Linked DNA regions of Homo sapiens: all the other regions are linked to region 1. Evidence: chromatin loops called from intact Hi-C (ENCODE). Cell type or tissue: heart right ventricle. All regions are shown on one strand. Region 1 overlaps LOC101928146 (a long non-coding RNA gene). Region 2 overlaps MAK (male germ cell associated kinase). Region 3 overlaps GCNT2 (glucosaminyl (N-acetyl) transferase 2 (I blood group)). Region 4 overlaps GCNT2 (glucosaminyl (N-acetyl) transferase 2 (I blood group)). Region 5 overlaps GCNT2 (glucosaminyl (N-acetyl) transferase 2 (I blood group)). Region 6 overlaps MAK (male germ cell associated kinase).

Evidence for each region. Peaks named below come from ENCODE experiments on the same cell type or tissue, not always from the same donor. Only the 100,000 strongest peaks of a DNase experiment are listed, where the experiment ranks them.
Region 2: it touches region 1 in a loop (4-fold over the local background); 46 of 110 quality-filtered maps call a loop at or near these places.
Region 3: a loop joins it to region 1, with 9 times the contacts of the local background. A loop is called at or near these places in 16 of 110 quality-filtered maps.
Region 4: a loop joins it to region 1, with 2.2 times the contacts of the local background. A loop is called at or near these places in 22 of 110 quality-filtered maps.
Region 5: a loop joins it to region 1, with 4 times the contacts of the local background. A loop is called at or near these places in 20 of 110 quality-filtered maps.
Region 6: it touches region 1 in a loop (3-fold over the local background); 46 of 110 quality-filtered maps call a loop at or near these places.

What each region holds. Positions count from the first base shown.
Region 1 is chr6:10,508,689-10,512,688 of GRCh38, forward strand. LOC101928146 (a long non-coding RNA gene) reads right to left here. Exons shown (of 3, transcript XR_001743961.2): 2 at 1,655-1,952; 3 at 1-615. Among named protein-coding and RNA genes, the nearest start is that of GCNT2, 11 kb to the right of the region's middle. In heart right ventricle, CTCF peaks have their summits at 2,000 and 2,201; a DNase peak (open chromatin) is centred at 2,043; H3K4me3 peaks cover 845 bases; H3K27ac peaks cover 2,224 bases.
Region 2 is chr6:10,793,296-10,797,295 of GRCh38, forward strand. MAK (male germ cell associated kinase) reads right to left here. Exons shown (of 15, transcript NM_001242957.3): 9 at 2,703-3,014. Among named protein-coding and RNA genes, the nearest start is that of MAK, 43 kb to the right of the region's middle. In heart right ventricle, no CTCF peak of the experiment used is centred here; no DNase peak of the experiment used is centred here.
Region 3 is chr6:10,582,510-10,586,509 of GRCh38, forward strand. All of the region lies in intron 3 of GCNT2 (glucosaminyl (N-acetyl) transferase 2 (I blood group)), which reads left to right. Among named protein-coding and RNA genes, the nearest start is that of GCNT2, 63 kb to the left of the region's middle. RefSeq lists enhancers at 163-1,136, 3,085-4,000. In heart right ventricle, no CTCF peak of the experiment used is centred here; no DNase peak of the experiment used is centred here; H3K4me3 peaks cover 1,237 bases; H3K27ac peaks cover 3,686 bases.
Region 4 is chr6:10,623,362-10,627,361 of GRCh38, forward strand. GCNT2 (glucosaminyl (N-acetyl) transferase 2 (I blood group)) reads left to right here. Exons shown (of 5, transcript NM_145649.5): 5 at 3,056-4,000. The coding sequence ends at 3,246. Among named protein-coding and RNA genes, the nearest start is that of C6orf52, 69 kb to the right of the region's middle. In heart right ventricle, no CTCF peak of the experiment used is centred here; no DNase peak of the experiment used is centred here; H3K27ac peaks cover 358 bases.
Region 5 is chr6:10,608,660-10,612,659 of GRCh38, forward strand. All of the region lies in intron 3 of GCNT2 (glucosaminyl (N-acetyl) transferase 2 (I blood group)), which reads left to right. Among named protein-coding and RNA genes, the nearest start is that of C6orf52, 84 kb to the right of the region's middle. In heart right ventricle, no CTCF peak of the experiment used is centred here; a DNase peak (open chromatin) is centred at 1,791; H3K27ac peaks cover 4,000 bases.
Region 6 is chr6:10,799,808-10,803,807 of GRCh38, forward strand. It overlaps MAK (male germ cell associated kinase), which reads right to left. Exons shown (of 15, transcript NM_001242957.3): 7 at 3,913-4,000; 8 at 2,085-2,252. Among named protein-coding and RNA genes, the nearest start is that of MAK, 37 kb to the right of the region's middle. In heart right ventricle, a CTCF peak has its summit at 1,625 (motif pointing left); a DNase peak (open chromatin) is centred at 1,624.

The sequences.
Region 1 (4,000 bases):
GATAAAAGACTTAGAGGACATTTATAAATATAAATGTTATTAGAATTAGGTGACCTTCAAAGGAGTACTGAATACGCCTGTTGGTTTTGGTCACAAAGTTTCCCAAATCATTTTTGTTTTGCTTCGATTATATTTACCTAATCCTGATAAGTTTCACCCGAATGAATAAATGTTATCGCTCTGAGCTTCAAAGTGCAAATATTTTACCAGCCTCATTGAAAAGCACAAATATTATCTTTAGCATAGATTGGTTTCTCAGGGTAGAAAACTGCATATAAGAACAAATCTCATGAAGTTAAGGTTATCTCATTCCCTATTTAATTTGTCCTTTAGTTGAATAGTGAGTTAGAGCTAGAGACATGCTTATAAAATTTTGTTTTCTGATGTCTTCTCTGTAGGACAAATGGAAGGAAAGATTTTTGGAAGCAGCTTCTTGTGTCCGACCCGCTGTGATCAGCTGCTACTCCCAGGTCTGGGGTTAGATGGCTTTGTGACTTTCCTTCTCTGGATGGCATTTTGCTTTCCTCTGTAAAATGGTGTGATGAATGAGATGACCTCTAAGCCTCTTTCCATGTCTGTCACTGGACTGTCCTCTTATGTAGCCATTTAAGTTTTCTAATTAAAAAAAAAAAATTTAAAATTTGATGCTCAGTTAAGTTACATCAAAATAATTAAAATGAAACTACAGGTTGAGTATCCCATATCCAAAACGCTTGGGACCAGAAGTGTTCTGAATTTCAAGTTTTTTCTAGGTTGGAAAATTTGCATATACATAATGAGATGTCTTGGGGATGGGACCCAAGTCTGAACATGAAATTCATTTATATTTCATATACACCTTATGCACATAGCCTGGAGATAATTTTATACACTATTTTAAATAATTGTGTCCAAGAAGCAAAGTTTTGGCTGCTGTTCGACTGAGACCCATCACATGAAGTCAGGTGTGGAATTTTCCACTGATGGTGCCACATTAACTCTCAAAAAGTTTTGGATTTTGGAGCATTTCAGATCTCAGATTTTCAGACTAGGGATGCCGAACCTCTATGTAATTTTGCTTTGAATGTGTCTGGGACACTGGGGAAATTTTGATTTTTAAGATTCATCTCTAATTCTGAAAATAACCTGGTTGGGTGCAGTGGCTCACGCCTGTAATCCCATCATTTTGGGAGGCTGAGTTGGGCAGATCTCCTGAGGTCAGAAGTTCGAGACCAGCCTGGCCAACATGGTGAAACCCTGTCTCTACTAAAAGTGCAAAAATTAGCTATGCATGGTGGCACACACCTGTAGTCCCAGCTACTTGGGAGGCTGAGGCAAGAAAATCGCTTGAGCCTGGGAGGCAGAAGTTGCAGTGAGCCAAGATCGCGCCACTGCACTCCAGCCTGGGTGACAGAGGGAGACTTCGTCTCTAAATAAATAAATAAAATCTAAGTGATGGCACGTCACCCCGGGGCATCTTTCCACTTTCACATTCTCTCCTGGCTGCTTTACCTGCCCTGCCAGCACAGTCCAGAGGGCCCCCACTAGCATTCCACATGCCAGGCCTTGCTTAGATGGAAGGCCTTTTCTTCCATCTAATCTAACCTGTCTCTTGTCCCATTTTTCCAGAACCTCTATTGGATGGCATTTTCTAGAACCTCTATTGGTTACTTACGGCATAATGAGATATATAGAGGTTATTGCTAGGTCATCCTTCTTGACTCAAATCTCATTTAAGCAATTAGCTTCCTTATGAAACTTCATAAGGGTCATTGTGGATCCCTTGGCTGGCTGATGGGGCTGAGATCTTGGGATAGGCAGGTTTTTCCTTGCGCCTCGAATGCCACGTTGAATACTCCTCATGTCTTTGGAGACATGTCCTTCCCTTCGAGCTGCTCCCAGTCAGGTGAGGAATAAAATGCTATGATGGCGTGAAAATTCTCCCTTGGTCTCATCCATAGATTTGCAATCACCTAAAAAAAAAAAAGGAAGAGTGTGCCAAGCCACCCCATATAGAGCCACTGTGTGGCAGCACTGCCTCTCGCCAAAGCTTGGGCCACTCGGTGTCAGGCAAAGTGCAGTGGGGTGAGTTTCCAGTTCACTGGCGGTACAGGTAGCCCCTAGAAGCGATCGTGTGCAGTGAGAATAGCTAGCATTTCAGAGTGTTCACTATGCGTGAATACTGCTCAGAGTGCATTCTACTTATTAACACATCAACTCACAAAACAGCCCTACTGGTATTATCTTTATTTTACTGACAAAGAAATTAAGACAGATAGGAAAAGTGATTTGCCCAACGTCACACAACTAGGAACTAGCAAAGCCAGGATCTAGACCCACGCAAACCTCTCTTTGAAGCTCATGCTTTGCTACCAAATATCGTGTCATTCTGGCATTCACGAGGAAATCTTGAAAATAAAGCAAAAAGTTGTAAAATGGTATCAAGTCCACAATCGCTGTCTTGATGTAGTGCAAGCACAGTGGTATACAAGGGACATCCGTAGATACAGAGGAGAGGGTCAGCAAACCTTCTCTGGTAAAGGCCAGATGGAAAACATTTTAAGCTTCGGTGGTCAGATGTGGCAACAACTTAGCCCTGCCATTGTAACGTGAAAGCAGCCATAGGCCCTGTGTAAACAAATGAGGACGGCTGTGTTCCAATAAAATTGTATTTATGGACACCGAAATTTGAATTTCATATAATTTTCATGTGTCACAAAACATTTTTCTTCTTTGGATTTTCTCCCAACCATTTTAAAATATAAAACCATTCTAGCTGAGAGATTGTCTAAAAACATGCAGCGAGCCAGACTGGACCCCCCCAGCTGTGGTTTTGCTGATCTCTGGTATAGAGGAAAGAAGGGTGGCTAAACTTAATTCGGTGAGTGCCTACCATAAGCAAGGTGTTGAAAGTGCAGTGACCAGCAGACCGAAATAGTTCTCCATGGGACATTATGTTGAGTGAAATAAGCCAGGCACAGAGAGACAAATATTGCATGATCTCACTCATGTGGAATCCACATAGAAGTAGAGAATAGAACAGTGGTTACCAGAGAATGGGAAGGGAAAGGAGCAGGGGGGTGATGAGAGATGGATCAACAGGTGCCAAGCTATAGATAGAGAGGAAGAATAAGCTCTGGAGTTCTACTGCATAGGAGGAGGATTACAGTTAATAATAATGCATTGTATATTTCAAAATACCTGGAAGAGCAGTTTTTGAATGTTCTGATAACAAACAATAAATGTCTAAGGTGATGGATATGCTAATTACCATGATTTGATCATTACACAATGTATACATGTATTGGAACATCATGCTGCATCCCATAAATACGTATAATTACCACCTGTAAATCATACATTTAAAAATAAAATATTAACTTTTTGTTTTAAAAATAAATAGTCCTCCATGGACTAGTGGTAGAGCAAACAAACAAGCAATTGTAGGAGTACAAGGTTTTATTAGGGCAGGTGAAGGGCTTCTAACCCAGACTTGGAAGAGCAAGGAAGGGTCACCAGGGAAGCAGTGTCACATAGGGACCTGAAAGATGAGTAGGAACTCAAGACAAGGCAGGGGGAGAGAATATTCCAGGTAGATGGCCTATGCAGTGAGAAGAGATAAGCTTGAGGCTAGGCACAGTGGCTCATGCCTATAATCCCTTTGGGGGGTCAAGGAAGGAGGGTCCCTTGAGCCCAGGGGTTCAAGACCAGCCTGGGCAACATAGTGATACCCCGTCTCTACAAAAAAACGATTTTTATTTTTTTATTTTATTTTATTTTTTTTGAGACGGAGTTTCACTCTTGTTGCCCAGGCTGGAGTGCAATGGTGTGATCTTGGCTCACTGCAACTTCCACCTCCCGAGTTCAAGCGATTCTCCTGCCTCAGCCTCCCTAGTAGCTGGGATTACAGGCATGTGCCATCATGCCCAGCTAATTTTGTATTTTTGGTAGAGATGGTGTTTCTCCATGTTGGTCAGGCTGGTATCGAACTCCCAATCTCAGGTGATCTGCCTGCCTCGGC
Region 2 (4,000 bases), 280 kb after region 1:
AACTTGACCAACAGTACTGACAAATGGATCAACGTCAATCTAGAGAAAGGTTCTAGTAGCCTGCCCAAGATCTCACGGTCGTTCTATTCATCATGAAGATTCAGGAGCAAAACAGACAACTAAACAAATACACAGCTGGCAACAAGCTGGGCAGAATGGGTAAACTGAGAAGAAAAAATACAGATTCAAAAATAATTAGAAATTGAAGAGGTAAGAGATCTTGCAACTTTTTGAATCCTAGAGATGAAATACACAAGTCAGAGGTACAGAATATGCAATTTAGGAGAAGCATTTGTGAAAAAACAGGTATACTTAGAAATTTTAGTTAACACAGTACTTAATCCCAGCTCTGGAACTCACCTATATAAAAATGTGTGTGTGGCGGGGCTGGGGGCTAGGTTATTCTCTTTAACTTAGAGAATGCACACAGCGTCCCTCGCATATGCATGGCACTTGGAAGCTACTCAATAAATATTAACTTCCTTTCCTTCCCTCACAATATGAGTCAACAATTGATGCATCTTCCAAGGGGTCATGGGGAGGACTGTCATCGTTGGTGGCACGAGTGCACATATGGTTTAGAATGTCGGAGGTGATTCGCCCTGCTCTATATTCCCTGCCTGCTGTCTGCCTCTAGCTCTGGCAACCTCATTCTAAGTGGAAAGCAAGATGAGAGGGGACTTAAAGACACATTCATAATAGGAACTGAGAGTTATCAGTCATTGGTGAATGGTGTTATATGCAGAGCCCTTAAGGGAATTGGAGAAGTTTCTCTAGAGAAAAGGGCAGATAATATAAGGGCTATTTTCAAATATCTAAAAGGCTGCCTTTCTAGAAAAGTGATTAGCCTTCATTAAAAGCTAGAAAACCAGATTTTACCCAGTATTAAGGAAGAACTTTCTAATATTCAGAACTGTTCCAAAGATAAAAGTGGACTCCCCAGGACCCCAGAGGTGGTTTACAAGTCATGTGGGCAATTATTCATTCCTTCATTCACTGAACAAATATCTACTGAGAATCTACCATGTGGCAGGCACTGGTCGGGGTGCTGAGGCTGTACTGATAAACACACAAACATTCCTGACCTCACTGAGCTTGCTGCATTCCAGAGGAAGAGACAAATAAACAATAAACATAAGAAGTAATTAACAGTATGTTAGAATGTGATTAGTGCTATTGGGGGACGAGGAGGCCTTGCTTATCTAGGTTGGTGGGGCAGTTGGGGACTGGAAGGAAATAGATACAGTGCTGTATAAGACCGATTTCCATCCTAAAATGCCATAATGCAAACACATTTGGGAGTGTATACCCAGTGGGACAGCTAAAATACTACAGCAACTGAAGAGCTCCTGGAGCTGAACAAAAGATGGAAGAAAAAGTTTTATACTATGCCTGACACTTTAAAAACCTATTCTGGCCAGGTGCGGTGGCTCAGGCCTGTAATCCAAGCACTTTGGGAGGCCAAGGAGGGTGGATCACCTGAGGTCAGGAGTTCAAGACCAGCCGGACCAACATGGAGAAACCCCATCTCTACTAAAAATACAAAATTAGCTGGGCATGGTGGCACATGCCTGTAATCCGAGCTACTCAGGAGGCTGAGGCAGGAGGATTGCTTGAACCTGGGAGGTGGAGGTTGTGGTGAGCTGAGATCACACCATTGCACTCCAGCCTGGGCAACAAGAGCAAAACTCTGTCTCAAAATAATAATAATAATAATAATAAATAAAAACCCATTCTCTCCATGTTCCTTAGCATTTAAGAACACTGTAAAATGAAAGTACTGTTAAAAATTCTTAAGATTTAGGATCAGTACTCTGGAGTACCCGATTCTTTTAAATTCTTTCTTTGAATTCTTCTGCATTGAAAGAATTTTAGGCCGGGCTTGGTGGCTCACGCCTGTAATCCCAGCACTTTGGGAGGCCGAGATGGGTGGATCATCTGAGGTCAGGAGTTCGAGACCAGCCTGGCCAACATGGTCTCCACTAAAAATACAAAAATTAGCTGGGTGTGGTGGTGGGTGCCTATAATCCCAGCCACTCAGGAAGCTGAGGCAAGAGAACTGCTTGAACCTGGGAGGTGGAGGTTGCAGTGAGCCAAGATCGTGCCATTGCACTCCAGCCTGGGCAAATAGAGTGAAACTCCGTCTCAAGAAATAAAAAAGAAAAGCCCAGGTGCAGTGGCTCATGCCTGTAATCCCAGAACTTTGGGAGGCCAAGGCGGGTGTATCACTTGCAGTCAGGAACTCAAGACCAGCCTGGACAACATGGTGAAACCCCATCTCTACTAAAAATACAAAAAAATATCCAGGCGTGGTGGTGGGCGTCTGTAATCCCAGCTACTTGGGAGGCTGAGGCAGGAGAATCGCTTGAACCCAGGAGTCAGAGATTGCAGTGAGCTAAGGTCGTGCCACTGCACTCCAGCCTAGGCAACAAAAGCGAACCTCCGTCTCAAAAAAAGAAAAAGAAAAAAGACTGAAGACTGTAGCATGTAAACTTGGTTACTTTTATCCTGAAAGTTTTTCTTTTTATAAACCATATTAGAATTTTAAGTGATCTCATGTCAAGCTCCAACCAGAGGACTCAGGGTCTTTAACAAAGAAAAATCTTTTATATCTTTTCCAACATTATTAGAAATGCCTCGAAAAAAATCTTAATTGCACGAGTCAAACTATTTCATTGCAAGTGTCATGACTGGCTACTCACAGTTGGCATGTTTTTGACGATGCTCGGGAATAGCGTTTGTGGCGGTTTCTCCTGACTCTGTTGCTTTGGAGGTTGCTGGACGCTCAGGTTCTGTGGCGGCTGAATGGGCTGCAGTGGCTGCTGGCTAGTTTTTGGCTGGGGTTGTCCAACAACCTGATCGATTATATCCGGCAGAGGCTTAGGCTCTACCTCAACTAAAGATGGCTTTGATTCTAATGGTTGCAGCTGCTTATTTAAAGACTGTTTTGATTCCAGATGATTTGACGAAGGGCCTAATACCTGACCAACTTGAAAATATGGGTGTTTCAATGCCTATAAAAACACAGAGAAAACAACAAATGGAAAACAGTTCCACCTAAATGTATTGCACATAAACTATGGTTGGCCCTGTGCGAGGCATTTATCATTAGCCCACATGAGCTTCAAAGATTTAGAAAGCAGCCATCATTCCCTATACAGTGCCTCTTTTAAAAGATAACCAGAAAAAAATGATTTGAGAAATAAATTGCATTAAAAAATTAAAAGTGGCTGGGCATGGTGGCTCACGCCTATAATCCTAGCACTTTGGGAGGATGAGGTGGGAGGATCACTTGCGGTCAGGAGTTCAAGACCAGCCCGACCAACATGGTGAAACCCAGTCTCTACTAAAAATACAAAAATTAGCCAGGCGTGTTGGTGGATGCCTGTAACCCCAGTTATACGGGAGGGTGAGGCATGAGAATCGCTTGAACCTGGGAGGAGGAGATTGTAGTGAGCCAAGATTGTGCCACTGCACTTCAACCTAGGCAACACAGCGAGACTCCACCTCAAAAAAAAAAAAAAAAAAGTACTAGTAGGAAAAAATAGAAAGCTCACTTGTTATTATAACATCTAAGCAAAACAGCTGTTCTATTTATTTAAAGATTTGTTAGTGAAAATAAAATGTAATTTATAGACATTGGCTAAATTAATGTGATTACTTCAAGCTAAAATACTACACACCAATAATGGTTTAGAGTACACTCAAAGACATTAAAAAGTGAATTAAGAAAATCTTCCATATAGATTATTTGAAATGATTAACCAGAGCTGTATGTAAAATTCCGGGTTACTCTCAGCCTGAGTACAACAATATACCTACTAGTAATAAAAAAAAAATCTAAAGAGGGGACAACAAACACATACTGTTGAAGTTTATTTCATCGGTATACCAGCAAAGAGAAGACATTTATGGGAAGAAAATATAAAAATATTATGAAAAATGATCACTGTTTGAGTTTTATCTAGATCAGTCACCTGACTGCTTGCATGAGAGGGAA
Region 3 (4,000 bases), 74 kb after region 1:
CATATATTATATTATACATCATATATTATATATCATGTATAATATATATCATATATATTTAAATATATATAAACTATATATAAAATATTTATATATTTATATAAATATATATATTTTTTTTCCCATGGGCTAAAGGGGAGGCAGTGATGGGGAAGAAAAGAGTGGAATTTAACCTCCGGGAATAAAGCATTTGAAAACCTTAAGGTAAATGCTTTTTTTTTCCATTACTAAGAACAGAAATCAAAATATCAGTTCATTATGAGGGTCAGAAGTGTTGGATATTTTCCAAAAGAGAAACAACAACAACAACAATCATAGCTAATGCTTATGGAACATCTACCAGGTGCCCGGATTCTTGCCAAACCCTCAACAAGAGGTATCTCATTTAGTCTTGACAACCATTTGAAATAAGAGCCACTGTTCTTTATCTTTTCACAGTGGGAGGACCTGGTTGTGTAAAGAGGTTAAGTAACTTTACCCAGGCACTGTGAGCAGCTGGGATTTAGCCAAACAGACTGGCTTCAGCACCTGGACCAGGGAGCTGTGGAATTAAGGCTCTGGTTTCTATCCAGCTGAATGACATTGGGGAGAATATTTTTAAAGGCCTCAATGTGCTCATCTGTAAAAATAACGGGGTTGTGATGGGTGATCTCAAAGATCCCCGCCAACTCTCTAGCAGCTCACCAAATTAATATCCAAATCAATATCCATCGCATCCACGGCACTGTTGCCATTCATTCCTACAGTTCACTGTAGGAAGTTAAGGGGTGGAGTGGAGCAGAGAGGGGGCAGGGAAATGGCTGCATTGTGAATCAAATGTTTTCCTAACAGGAGCAGCTGTTCCAACTGGCACAAGCCCCGGCAGGTACGATTGCTAGGTGACTACAGGAGTGAGATGGGAGCAGGGCCCACTCTTAACATGCCTCGTGTGGCTGCCACAGTTGATCCTTTAGTTGACCAGTTAATTTCTCCCTTGGAAGTGTCCTTACCGTCCGCATCAATCCCCAGTGCACTTCACATTGGCTGCGAGATCGCTTGCAGCACTGCAAGCAGGTGAACTCTGAGAACCCTCTGTAATGCGACCAGACCTGTGCTTTTCCTGGTTCCCCTGAATTACACTGGCTGATACTTCCAGGAATTCTGCAGCAGCCCTGGTGGTTTTGTTCTTTCTTCAGAAAAGGAAGTTGGAGAGGGGGTTGGGTGGGAAGGAGAATGAGAATCCTTTAAGTTCTTTGAAATGACCTCAAATCTGAGGTTGTCAGGCTTTTAAAGAGAGCCAGTAGGTAGTCACTCCACATATTGTAGATAATACTGTGTCAACAGCTCAAGTTATCTGAAGCTCTCTTTGTGAAATGGGACCCAACTTTTGCTCTCTGGGAACACTATCACATTTCTCTCTGGCATGCAAACTTAGGTGTGTTTGATGAAGGGAGCCTGCCTCTCCACTCCTGTGGGTATTTCTTGCAAGGTGGAGATGAGAGACTGAGAAAAGAAATAAGACACAGAGACAAAGTACAGAGGAAGAAAAGTGGGCCCTGGGGGACCGGCGCTTAGTAAGTGAGGACCAACACCGGTGCTCACTTACTCTGAGTCTCTGAGTTCTCTCAGTATTTATTGATCACTATTTTTCCTATCTTGGCGAGGGGAATGTGGTGGGGCTATAGGGTGAAGGTGGGGAGAGGGTCAGCAGAAAAACATGTGAGTAAAGGAATCTGTGTCATAAATAAGTTTAAGGAAAAGTGCTGGGCCTAAATGTACACGTAGGCTAGATTTATATTTAACTTTACATAAACATCTCAGTGCAGTAAAGAGTAGTATTGCTGCCATGATGTCTCACCTGTATCCATAAGGCGATTTTCTCTTAGAGTAGAATGTATGGTTGGTTTTACATTTGTCATTCCATTCCCAGGGACGTGCGGGAGACAGACGCCTTCCTCTTATCTCAACCGCATTGAGGCCTTCTTCTTTCACTAATCCTCCTCAGCACAGACCCTTTACGGATGTCGGGCTGGGGGGCTGTAAGGTCTTTCCCTTCCCACGAGGCCGTATCTCAGGTTGTCTCAGTGGGGGGAAACCTGGACAATACCCAGGCTTTCTTGGGCAGGGGTTCCTGCGGCCTTCCGCAGTGCATTGTGTCTCTAGTTAATAGAGAATGGAGAATGGCGATGACTTTTACAAAGCATACTGCCTGCAAACACATTTTTACCAAGGCACATCCTGCACAGCCCTAGATCCATTAAACCTTGATTCAATACAGCACATGTTTTTGTGAGCACAAGGTTGGGACAAAAGTTACAGATTAACAGCATCTCAAAGCAGAACAAAATGGAGTTTCTTATGTCTTCTGTTTTCTACATAGACACAGTAACAATCTGATCTCTCTTTCTTTTCCCCACATTTACTTCATCATATGATATCAACACTGACTCTTTCATGTAAAATGTCAGTCCTAGGTTCCTTCCACCCTTGTGTCCTGCCTGTGCCCCCAAGGGTGTAATTCTTTGTTCCCTCTTCCCATAGTCAGTGTGTGTGTGTGTGTGTGTGTGTGTGTGTGTGTGTGTGTGTGTGTGCGCGCTATATTCTGACACATCATTAGAATCTAAATTAATCTACCTTGTTATATTTTTCTGCCACTGATAATCTTCTACTTAGTCATGTTACAAATGTATTTTTTAAAGTAAGTGTTTGAAGAGACAGGGTCTCACTGTCGCCCAGGCTGGAGTGCAGTGCTGCCATCATAGCTCACTGCAGCCTTGATCTCCTTGGCTCAAGCAATCCTCCCGCCTCAACCTCCTGAGTAGCTGAGACTACACGTGCGTGCCACCATGCCTGGCACACATTCATTTTTCATTATCTGTGTCTGTATGTGCCCAGAGGTACAGATAACACTAAAATGAAAAGAGGTGGCAGAGAACAGGAAGAGAAAGAAACCAGAGGAGCCGATATCCTTAAATGCTGTGGCTCCTAAGGACTGCCAGCAGGTTGTGGGGCTAGCCAGAAAAAACAGAGCCTCTGATTCTAGAAGGCTTGGAGAAAGCGTGAGAAGGGAGATCAGATCAGAATAGATTGATGGAAGGGAAAGGCGGTGAGGGTGAAGCAAGAGAAACTCGGCTCCAGTGAAAAGGACCCATCATTGCATTCCAGAACGTAATTTGCATTTCATATGTAAATGAGGAGGCTTCCTAGAGGCTGGACTGGGCTGGGCTTAGCTGAGCCTTTGCAAACAGCAGGGATTCAACCCTGGGGAACTGCAGACCAAAGTGAGAGAGGGACGCACCGCATCTCCAGGCACATCCAAAAAGGATGGACGAGACACCGAAGCAGAGGATACAGGAGGATTAAAGGATTCAGGAAAGCAAGCAGCCCTCCGGAGAAGCTGTCGAAATTCAAGACTGGCAAGAGAAGCAAATTCAACCTCTCACACCGATCATTTCTCATTCCCTGAAAAGAAGAGATTGTTTCCCCAGGGAAGTGAAAATAATGAACTTTTGGAGGTACTGCTTTTTTGCTTTCACTCTGCTCAGCGTGGTCATTTTTGTGAGATTTTACAGTAGCCAATTGAGCCCGCCAAAAAGTTATGAGAAGCTGAACAGTTCCAGTGAAAGGTATTTTAGGAAAACTGCCTGTAATCACGCCTTAGAGAAAATGCCAGTCTTTTTGTGGGAAAATATATTACCATCACCTTTGCGAAGTGTCCCTTGCAAGGATTACCTGACCCAGAATCACTACATCACAAGTCCCCTGTCGGAAGAAGAGGCTGCATTCCCTTTGGCCTATGTCATGGTCATCCATAAGGACTTTGACACCTTTGAAAGGCTCTTTAGGGCTATCTATATGCCCCAAAATGTCTACTGTGTTCACGTGGATGAGAAAGCCCCAGCTGAGTATAAGGAATCTGTGAGGCAGTTACTGAGTTGCTTCCAAAATGCTTTCATTGCTTCAAAGACAGAGTCTGTGGTTTATGCAGGCATTTCCAGACTCCAGGCTGACCTGAACTGTC
Region 4 (4,000 bases), 110 kb after region 1:
GCTCACTGGAACCTCCGTCTCCCGGGTTCAAGTGATTCTCATGCCTCAGCCTCCTGAGTAGCTGAGATTACAGGCACCCACCACCACACCCAGCTAATTTTTGTATTTTTAGTAGAGACGGGGTTTCACCATGTTGGCCAGACTGGTCTCAAACTCCTGACCTTATGATCCACCTGCGTCGGCCTCCCAAAGTGCTGGGATTACAGGCATGAGCCACCGCACCCGGCCTGTACTACCTTCATCAGCCCTCTTAGCACTTAGAATGATCTTCAACTTGGAGTGCCCATCTCTGATTACAGTGTCTTTGTCACCTCTACTAGTTTCCTTCACCTACTCACATCCTACTTATTTTACTGTCTTTCTTCCCAGAGCAGAAGCTCCAAGACAGCTAGGATTTTTGACCAGTTTGTTCACTGTTGTGTGTCCACACCTAAACCATGTTGTTTTTGGTTTGAATTGGGATTTCCAGAGGTTCAACATTTCAAGCTTTTTCCTTCTATGAGCTTCCTTCTGAGGACTCCCCGTCTGACCCGTGTATTGTAAGCCACTACAAGATGTCCTCACCAACATTTTTGGTCCTTTTGCCATTTTGACCCTACAAGGCTGATTCCTAACCCTAATCATTACCACCATCTGCCTTTTTTGCCGTTTGTACTTCCCTAGGCAGAGTATTGGTGGGGAGTGTTGCGGAACTCTCTTAAGACAAACCCACCATTGGGTCCTGTCATCTACCTTCAGCTAGGCCTCCTGGCTACCTACTTATCCTTTTGTTTACCTCATTATTTTCCTAGTGCCCTTCCTAAGGGACACCTTTTCAGCTTTCCTGCTCACCTTTAAGCTCCCAAGGTGTATTAGTCCGTTTTCACACTGCTGATAAAGACATACCCAAGACTGGGTAATTTATAAAGAAAAAGAAGTTTAATGGACTCACAGTTCCACGTGACTGGGGAGGCCTCACAATCCTGGCAGAGGGCAAAAGGCACATCTTACATGGTGGCAGGAAAAACAGAATGAGAGCCAAGAATGAGAGCCAAGCAAAAGAGGAAACCCCTTATAAAACCATCAGATCTTGTGAGACTTACTCACTACCACAAGAACAATCATGGGGGAAACTGCCCCCCACGATTCAACTATCTCCCACTGCATCCCTCCCACAACACATGGGAATTATGGGAGCTGCAATTCAAGATGAGATTTGGGTGGGGACACAGCCAAACCATATCACAAGGTTATGCTAAAACAGCCTTTCTATTCTCAAAAGCGACCATTTCAACTTGAAAAAGAACATTCAAGATATGTGATCAAAATTCATCATCTAGTCCCTTGTCAGGTCATCCTGCCCCACCATCTTAGAGCTGTGTGGACACCTTCTTTCATTGTTCCCTCCTGTTTCAAGAGGACAAGTCACCCATCCTCCCAACAAAAGCCGCCAGCTATGGTCTCAGCTATCTGTGGGCCCCCTCTCTCAGACCCTTGCTCTTTTGCATTCTCAGCCTCTCCCTTTCTGCTGCCTCTTTTCCTTTTCTCTGAAAGCCTGTACTCATTGCCCCTATCTTGAAGACATCGAGTTGTCTATGAACCTTCTGCTTTCTCCAGGCCGAAATATTCTTTCCTTGTTCACTTCCATTTCTTTAAGCGTGTGCTTAAGGCCTGTGTTTTTGGTTCTCGCCGCCTGGTCATTCTTTCACTTCCTACAATTCTGGCTTCTTTCCCCAATGACTTCTACTCTCTATTATGCTTCTTCCCAGCCCACTGAATTAATCACCATGTTCTATCTGTCCTTCTGTACTAGTGTCTTCAACATCCTCCCTTTCCCACTCATCACAGACATTAACTTTGAACAAGCTCTCCAGTTTGTGTTATTACTGCAGCCTCTTGGTTTCTAATGTACCTTGCAAAACACTTCAAAATTAATCTTGCTAAAATGAGTTTCATCACTTGATTCTTCTCTTCAAAAATCTTTAAGGACTGTCCATACTTGTGAGACACAAGGCCCAACCCTTCAGTCTGTGAAGTCAGTCAACCAGCAATTGTCCTGTGTGCCCAGAAGAATCTCTGGAAAATGGTTGCAACTTCCTACCATTCTTGTTTCTAACCTATTCCCAACAAAACCCCCTCTCCCAGCAGGAAGTCCCCACCCCAAAAGCTATTGAGGTTAAAAAAAAAAAAAATTTCAATATTGACGTGTTACATCACTGAGGTTTATCACACATCTAGGCAGAGGTGCAAAGTAGGCACTTGGATAGACCAGAGCTCAGGAAAAAGACTTACTCAACGCAACCCATAAAGATCTCTCCCACCTGTACCACTGTAGGACTTCTCATCTGTAACTCTCATTTAGTAATACCGTAGGCCCCCCTTATCCACGGGGGGATACATTTCAAGACCCCCAGTGGATGCCTGAAACCACAGACAGTACCGAACTCTAAATATACTTTGTTTTTCCCTGTACATGCATATCTATGATAAAGTTTAATTTTTGAAGTAGGCATAGTAAGAGGTTAACAATAATAACTAATTATAAAATAGAACAATTATAACAATATGCTGTAATAAAAGTTATGTGAATAAAAGTTCTGTGAATAAAAAAGTTATGTGTAATAAAAGATATATGCTCTCTTTCTTTCTCAAAATATCTTAATATTTTTGGATCGTGGTTGACTTCGGGTAGCTGAAACCTCAGAAAGCAAAACTGCAGATAAGGGGGGATTACTGTACATGAATGACCTTGTAACACCTATTATGTTACTAACACAATTTTCATATTAATTTTGATATACACAATAATTAACATAATTAAAATATTAACACCTGTTACTTTATGCCTTGTATGATTTAACTCTCATTTTTTTCAAATAACATATTTGTACCTCTTGTTCTTCTAAATAGAGTTCCAGTTCTTTGTGGGCTGAGACTGCACAATCATATTTCATTTGAATCCTGTACCATTGGCACAGTTGTAGTTAGTCGGAGAGTACCTCTAGTATTCTGTAAGTTCATCACCCTTTTGAAAGCAAGCATGTTTTGACTCTGTTTCTTGTTCTTTCTTTTGCAGGCCACTATGTACATGGTATTTGTATCTATGGAAACGGAGACTTAAAGTGGCTGGTTAATTCACCAAGCCTGTTTGCTAACAAGTTTGAGCTTAATACCTACCCCCTTACTGTGGAATGCCTAGAACTGAGGCATCGCGAAAGAACCCTCAATCAGAGTGAAACTGCGATACAACCCAGCTGGTATTTTTGAGCTATTCATGAGCTACTCATGACTGAAGGGAAACTGCAGCTGGGAAGAGGAGCCTGTTTTTGTGAGAGACTTTTGCCTTCGTAATGTTAACCGTTTCAGGACCACGTTTATAGCTTCAGGACCTGGCTACGTAATTATACTTAAAATATCCACTGGACACTGTGAAATACACTAACAGGATGGCTGGGTAGAGCAATCTGGGCACTTTGGCCAATTTTAGTCTTGCTGTTTCTTGATGCTCACCTCTATATTAGTTTATTGTTAGGATCAATGATAAATTTAAATGACCTCAGATCTTTGCACCAGATACTCATCATATACAAATGTTTTAGTAAAAAAGAGAATTGTAGATAATACTGTCTAGGAAAATAAGAATTAGGTTTCTTTGAAGAAGGAATCTTTTATAACACCTTAACAGTCACCACTGTGCTCAACCAGACAGATAGTGAAACAGCTTTCTGGGTAATTCACCAATTTCCTTTAAAACATAAGCTACCTGAATGGAGAATACATCTTGTTTCTGAGTTTCAACACTAGCATTTTTGGCTTACTCATGGACAAAGTTCTGTATATAGTATAAAGTCATTAACAAGAAACAGGATATGCTTTAAGACAGAATTCACTGTCTGTTGCTTCAGTAAAAGGACCTCGGGGAATAAAACATTTCTCTCTTATATGCCAGAATGTAGGCTGGTCCCTATGTCATGTCTTCCATTAAGAACACTAAAAAGTCCTTGCAAGAATGGAGATATGC
Region 5 (4,000 bases), 100 kb after region 1:
CATTGTCTCTAATAAACAAACACAAAAAGAGAGGCTACCTTAGGGTTTTAACTTTAGTAACTTAGTTCCTAACAAGGTTGAGCATGTTTTCTTATGTTAGACATTTGCATAAGCCAAGGTGCAAAGAGCTGTGTGAAAATGGAAGACCAATTCAGGAATTCCCAGATGTGTGGCAGGACATTTGGGTGTGTGTGGACATTGTTGAAAGATGAGGCCTGGAACCCAGTGTTGCAAACTACATGTCAACAGGGCCAGACAATGTAGGTGAATGAAACACGTTGGGGCCAGGGTGGCCAGAGAGCTCCTGGATGCCTAAAACCCCGGTGAATTGTTGTCAAGGGACAATAGGAATTCAGACTTCCATAGAAAATCTGGTTTTTCCATGTTGGCTCAATTCCACCCTACTGCAGGGGTCAAACCAAACAGGCCTACCAATCAAATGTGGTTTATGGGCTCCCAGTCTGCTGTTTGTAGTCTGGAGGTGTCTTAGTTTATTTTCTGCTGTGTAACAGAATCCCTGAGACTGGGTAATTTATAAGAAAAGAGGTTTATCTGGCTCCTGATTCTGGAGGCTGGGAAGCTCAAGAGCACAGCAGTGGCATCTGGTGAAGGCGTTCATGCTGCATCATCTCATGGCATAAAGTGGAAGGGCAAGAGAGCACATAAGAGTGAGAACCAAGAGAGGGTCAAGCTTGCTTTTACAATAAATCCACTCCTGTGATAATGAGCCCAATCCTGCAATTATGAACCCATACTCAAAATAATGACATTAGTCCATTCATGATGTCAGAGCCCTCATGACCTGGTCAGTTCTTAAGGTCCCACCTCTCAAAACTGTTGCACTGGGGATCAAGTTTCCAACACATGAATTTTGGGGGACACATTCAAACCATAGCAGAGGGCAAGATTGTAAAAGCTCTTATGTGTTGTGGTCAGCATTTTGGGATCTTCCTGGCCGGAATGTGATCTATAGAACTGAAGTGATGGGTCTGGCCAGGGTTATAATTCTGAGGAGCTGGCTGGGGCAGTCTGCTTGGTTAGTGACAGTATGAAGCAAAGGAAAGAAATGACAGTTCAGAATCTAGCTCTTGAGGGAGGAGATAAGCATGAAGCTGGGTCCAGGGGAACAAATGTAGAAATGTAAAATGAGAAATGAAGTGAGGAGTTGGAATTCTGGTAAGGGTGGTAAGAGGCGGCAGAAGAGGTCTAGGATGAGACCAAGTCTGAGTTTGCTTGTTTGTTGGAGGGTGAGTGGTGGTGGGGCATCTCAAGCTGGCTTGAAAAATCAGACACAGGGTCAACCATTCAAATAGAAGGGTGACAGGATCAGTGCTGATTATAGGAAGAGCCATCTGGTGGTATTGACTGCATCTGGTGGAAATACTGCAGACAGAGAGACCCACTGGCAGGCAATTACAGTCTTCTTGATGAGAGATGTTGAGCACCTGAGTGAGGACTGTGGCATCAAAGGAAAGCAAAAGGTATGTGTTTGAGCAATGCTATTATCAACCAGCTTGGAGAACTGCTGGTAGATTGGAAATCCATTGGCGACTCCTGTACTGTGCAAAATTTCAACAGTCGTAGCTGGAAGGGAATAACTAGTGCATTAGGTTAATCGTGAAGGTGAAAGATTTTGAAGTATGGCAGGGTTTAGTGGAGCAAAGAAGGGAACATTCTCAGGCTACATGTCTGGGAATATGGAAGCTGAAGGCCTTCACCACCTCAGGAAAATCTGCTATAATTAGAAGAGTGTTTGACAAGAGCTAAAAATTATAAACAGCAGAGATGCATAGGCAGGCGGCCAATGGACCATGTCAGCATTGTAATGAAATCTGAACTGCTCTGAGCCAAGGATTGCCTATGTTTCTCAACTTTTTACTGACATTGCCTAGTCTTCACCAGAAGACTGTCCAAGAATGACTCTGGCTTGAAGGCATTTAGGCTGCTACTGAAGATATTAATAAATATAAATTCTCTAGATACATTAAGCTGAAAACCCCAAGAATATCCCATTCATGGCTTTACCTCCACCATCTACTCTGGAATGTTGGAGGCATGCAAGAAAGTATTTGAATAAGTGAGTAAATTATCTGGAAACAAAATCAACAAGTTCTTTAGCACATCTGCACTCCTAAACTAGAGCCTAGAAAATTCACTTAAATTTTCTAGGCTGTAGTTCACATAGCTTGGTAACGAGGGGGAGGCATTAGGAAATTTTTGAAATCCATTCAATTCTAAAATTCAGGGGTTTTCCTCCTTTCTTCATTTCATCTTTTCCTTTTAAACTAAGGAGTGAATTTGTTGGCAGTTATGCGAGATGAGTGCAGAGATGTCATATTAAGAATGCTATACCACTGTCTCAGGGACTACAAAACTAGAAACATCCACATCAAACAAAACAGGGTCTCTTTTAGTAAGTTTCTCGTGTTAAAAATCCTAAATAGGCCAAATGTGATGGCTCATGCCTGTAATCCCAGCACTTTGGGAGGCCAAGGTGGGAGGATTGCTTGAGTCCAGGAGTTTGACAGCCTGGGCAACATAGTGAGAGGAGAGCCATGTCTATTTGAAAAAAAAAAAAAATCCTAAGTGATCAATTGATCACTTGAACTGGTTCAATTGATCAATTGAACCAGTACTGGGTGGAAACAAATATATACTTTTAATTTCTTTCTTTCTTTTTTTTTTTTTTTGAGACGGAGTCTCGCTCTATTGGCAGGCTGGAGTGCAGTGACGCGATCTCAGCTCACTGAAACCTCCGCCTCCCGGATTCAAGCAATTCTCCTGCCTCAGGCTCCCAAGTAGCTGGGACTACAGGTGTGCGCCACCACGCCCGGCTAATTTTTGTATTTTTAGTAGAGACGGGGTTTCACCATGTTGGCCAGGATGGTCTCGATCTCTTGATCTCGTGGTCTGCCCGCCTCGGCCTCCCAAAGTGCTGGGATTACAGGCGTGAGCCACCATGCCCGGCCTATGTACTTTGAATTTCCAAAAATGACCCAAATTAGCAATCAGAATAAGAGGCTACAAGTTATTTAACACTACAATTCCCTGCCATTTGGTAATTTTCCATTTTTTTTGTTGTTAAAGTTAATTGAATTATTAGAATTAGTCACAAGCACAATTACTAAATTAATGAAGCAAATAAAGCTTAGATGTATATCAATAAACTTTTGTAAAAAATATAAAAGCAATACAACATTAAAGAAAGTTTTATAAGTAAGGAAAACACTGGTATTTCCTCCACTCACATTTCACATGCAAATATTTGTGCATGGTTTATTAATAGTATACAATTTCATATTCTGGTGTTTTTGTGGGGTTTTTTTTTTGTTTGCTTGTTTTTTTGATTCAGAGCCTCACTCTGTTGCCCAGGCTGAAGTGCAGTGGTGCAATCTCGGCTCACTGCAACCTCTGCCTCCTGGGTTGGAGCAATTCTCCTGCCTCAGCCTCCCAAGGAGCTGGGATTACAGGTGTGTGCCACCACGCCCGGCTAATTTTTGTATTTTTAGTAGAGACAGGCTTTCACCATGTTGGCCAGGCTGGTCTTGAACTCCTGACCTCAGGTAATCCACTCCTCTCAGCCTCCCAGAGTGCTGAGATTACAGGCGTGAGCCACCGCGCCCGGCCTTTGTTTTTGTTTTAACTTTAGATCAATCATTCTTAACCAGGGGTGATTTTGCACCTGAGGGGACATTTGGCAATGTCTGGAGAGATTTTGGTCTGTCACATCTGTGGTTGGGGACCTGCTACTGGCATCTAGTGGGAAGAGACTGGGAACACTGCTAAACATCCTAAACGACATAGGTCAGCCCCCACGACAAAGAATTACCTGGTCCAAATGTCGATAATGCTGAGGTTGAGAAAACTGCTTTAGATTATAGTAAAAAAAGCGGTCTTTTCCACAGAAACATTATCCCCATGATTTTATTAAAGGGATTATATTTTCAACCATGTATTTAGTGGTTATGTATGCCAGGCATTGCAAAGCACTGTACACAGA
Region 6 (4,000 bases), 290 kb after region 1:
GAGGCCGAGGTGGGTGGATCACCTAAGGTCAGGAGTTCAAGATCAGCCTGACCAACAAGGTGAAACCCCATCTCTACTAAAAATACAAAAATTAGCCAGGTGTGGTGGCAGGCACCTGTAGTCCCAGCTACTAGGGAGGCTGAGACAGAAGAATTGCTTGTATCTGGGAGGCGGAGGGTGTAGTGAACCGAGATCACGCTACTGCACTCCAGCCTGGGCGATGGAGCGAGACTCCGTTTCAAAAACAAAAACAAAAACAAAAAAAAACTAAACAAAAAAACCCCTCTGGTCTCTACAAAAATACAAAAATAAGCCAAGCGTGGTGGCGGGCACCTGCAATCCCAGCAACTCGGGAGGCTGAGGCAGGAGAATCGCCTGAACCCAGGAGGCGGAGGTTGCAGTGAGTGGAGATCATGCCACTACACTCCAGCCTGGGCAACAGAAACTCCATCTCAAAAAAAAAAGAAAATACACATACACATTTCAGTATTTTTCTTGTGTTTCTGTAGGAGTATTATATTAAGAATTAAAAATAATTTTCTCTGTCTTATCTTTCCATTTTAAGATTTTTACATAGAGAAAAATTTTACTTTTTATGTAATCAAATTGTTTGAATCTTCCTTTTGTGGTTTCTTCTATTATTTTTATACCCGTGTTTTTTCACCTTGAGATCAAATACACATGTATGCTTTCCTTTTGTTTCTAACAGTTTAGGGTGCTTTTTTTTTTACACTTTGAAAATGTAATCCTGGTCGGGCGCGGTGGCTCACACCTGTAATCCCAGCACTTTGGGAGGCCAAGGAGGGCAGATCACCTGAGGTTGGGAGGTCGAGACCAGCCTCACCAACATGGAGAAACCCTGTCTCTACTAAAAATACAAAATTAGCCAGGCGTGGTGGCTCATGCCTGTAATCTCAGCTACTCGGGAGGCTGAGGGTGGGAGAATCACTTGAACCCAGGAGGCAGAGGTTGCGGTGAGCCGAGATCATGCCATTGCACTCCAGCCTGGGCAACAAGAGTGAAACTCCATCTCAACAACAACAACAAAATGTAACCCTTCTGTGAGTTGTAAAGTATGGTGAGCAGTAAGGACCTCAATTTATTTTTTTCCCTAAGAGCTAATGAATTTTCCCAGTATCACCCACTGAGCCGTCCTCCCCTCTTTGTGATGCCACGTTTGTTTACCTTGTGCTGACTCATATGTTCTGCAACATTCAGCTATTTGTCAATTCTTATGCCAGTACTTCCACTGTTACCATCATCAATTTAAAGATTACTTTAATATCTGATGGGGCAAGCTGTCCATCCCTATCACCGCTCTCTAATTCCTTATTCTTGTTTTAACATATCTTGACTATCCTTTCCCATTTGTTCTTCCAGATGACATTTAGAAAACATTTTCTCAAGATTAATTTTAAAAAAAGCAAAATAAATTTTTGTAATTTTCACATGGAATTTATATTTAAATGATGAGAATACAATAAAGTTTATTATTGCCTTTTTATTGAAGCCTTGCAGACAAAAACACTGGGTTTAAAGGCCCTAGACTTGGAATACATCTGTAGATATGTCAGGTGTAGTCACAAAGGAACAAAGCCTGGGTGCCACAATGCTGCCCTCTTGTGGCAGCCAGAGGCTGCACACTCCAGTCCCAGCAAGGGATGATACTGTTGTATAAAGTGAACCAGAATCCCACCCCTAAACTGTAAAGGCAGCATAGGAAAGTCTACTATGTGGAATGATTCATGAGATGCCTTTTTGCTTCCATGACAGATTCCTTCATAACTAGTCTGTCGCAGGTCTGAATTTTTATCATTGCAGATTGATTCCTTGTTGCAACCTCAGGGTTCTTCATTTGAACCACAAAACTCAGAAAATCATTGGTGTGGCTATTTCTGCATTTCTCCCAATGATATTATATGCCTAGAAATTAATTTATTACATACGCTGGATGCCTAGGACTTTGTGTTTAATTCTCTTAGTAAAATCCTGGTTGAGAATAGACCTGCCTTTGTAAATGAAAACATCCCTGATATTACAAAACCTAAACATTTTTAAAGGTCTAACAGGAAGACTCCTCTTACCTGGCTTGCTGTCGGTCGTTTCTTTGGATCCCAATTCAACATTTCGGTCATGAGCTGAATAGCTTCATTACTGGCATTGGGAATAAGAGTTTTTAAGTTTATAGGAACACACTGGGGAAAACGGAAGTTCATAGAGGATGCCAGCTGGTATCCTTCTGGCCAGTCACTCTGTTTCAGGAATATATAAGTGCAGGTGGGGAGGGCAAAACAAATTGTTTTTAGTAATCCATTTAAAAAACACAGCAGTAATATAAACATCATTTATGTTTGAACATTTTCATGTTGATCCATATAAACATGAAAATGAAATACCAGACCACGTCTATAATTTAGTGCTACGACAGTATAGAAAGAACATTAAGCTGAGAGTTAGGAAACAATGCGAAAAGCACTTTTATAGCTTTTTTTTGTTTGTTTTTTTGTGTTTTTTTTGAGACAGGATCTGGCTCTGTTATCCAGGTTGGAGTGCAGTGGAGCAATCATGGCTCACTACAGCCTCACCCTCCCGGGCTCAAAAGATCCTCCTACCTCAGACTCCTGAGTAGCTGGGACTACAGGTGCGCACCATCACACCTGGCTAATTTTTTTTTGTGGAGACGGGGTTTCACTATGTTGCCCAGGCTGGTCTTGAACTCCTGGGCTCAAGTGATCCTCCTGCCTGGGCTTCCCAAAGTGCTGGGACTACAGGCATGAGCCACCATGCCCGCCTTTATAAATTTTGCAATATTAAGCTCTTGTCTGGTTTTAGATCCTGATGGTGATGTTGCTGTGATGATACCTGGGTTAACTCTGAACAAATAAGGAAAAGTGCTTTACAAAGAGGCTGACTGTGAACAAAGATCCTTGTCGTGTATATTACCCATTGCATACAATGTTAAAAATGCACATATCTGGGAAATGACAATTACATTAAAGCTTTAATATCTACATTTACTTGTGTAATGTTAACTACAAGGCACTTACTAATTTAATTAGGATGTCATTATATACACACTTATAAAGCACATTTCAGAAAGAAAGGTGTAGATGAAATATAGTTAATTGAAAAGCACTCAGTTCAAGAAGTCAAATATCCACAGGGGAGATATAAAAAAGGAAACAAGAAACGGTTAAGAAAAAACAAGGTTCAAGACACCAGGGGTTAACAGGTGATGCCAATGGCCAGCCACAGAATGAGCAGGAAAGAGCTCAAGCAAGGCTGTCTGTACAGTGTCAGCTGGGCATCACCCCCAAGTTACACTCTAAACACACAGAATTTTTCCTGAAGTTCTTAAGGAAAGGCAAGCACCTGTTTTTCTTCAGCTGGTGGGATTCTGGCTTCTTGCAATCCTTAACCCACTCCGATTAAAAAAATAAGGATTACAGCCGGGCGTGGTGGCTCACACCAAGTAATCCCAGCACTTTGGGAGGCTGAGGTGGGCAGATCGCAGATCGCTTGAGCTCAAGAGTTCAAGACCAGCCTGGCCAACATGGTGAAATCTCCTCTCTACTAACAATAGAAAAATTGACCAGGCGTGGTGGTGCACACCTGTAATCCCAGCTACTTGGGAGGCTGAGGCATGAGAATTGCTTAAACCTGGGAGGTGGAGGTTGCAGTGAGCTGAGATTGAGCCACTGCACTCCAACCTGGGCAACAGAGCAAGACTCCATCTCAAAAAAAAAAAAAGAATTATAAGAAAATTAATCATTAAAGTATGAGCCTATTTCAAAATGAAAATATCAGATATCTAGGCAAAAGTTGTAAATAATCAAAATTATAAAATTAAAAGCAAAGTAGCAAGATAGAAATAATCAAAAGTTATAGCAACTTAGGGACAAGAGTACTTACTTTTTTGGGAGTCCCTAAAACTTGGCAAATTTTAAAGATTTCATCGACCTCACTTGTCCCTGGGAAAAGTGGCCTTAACATATAGAGT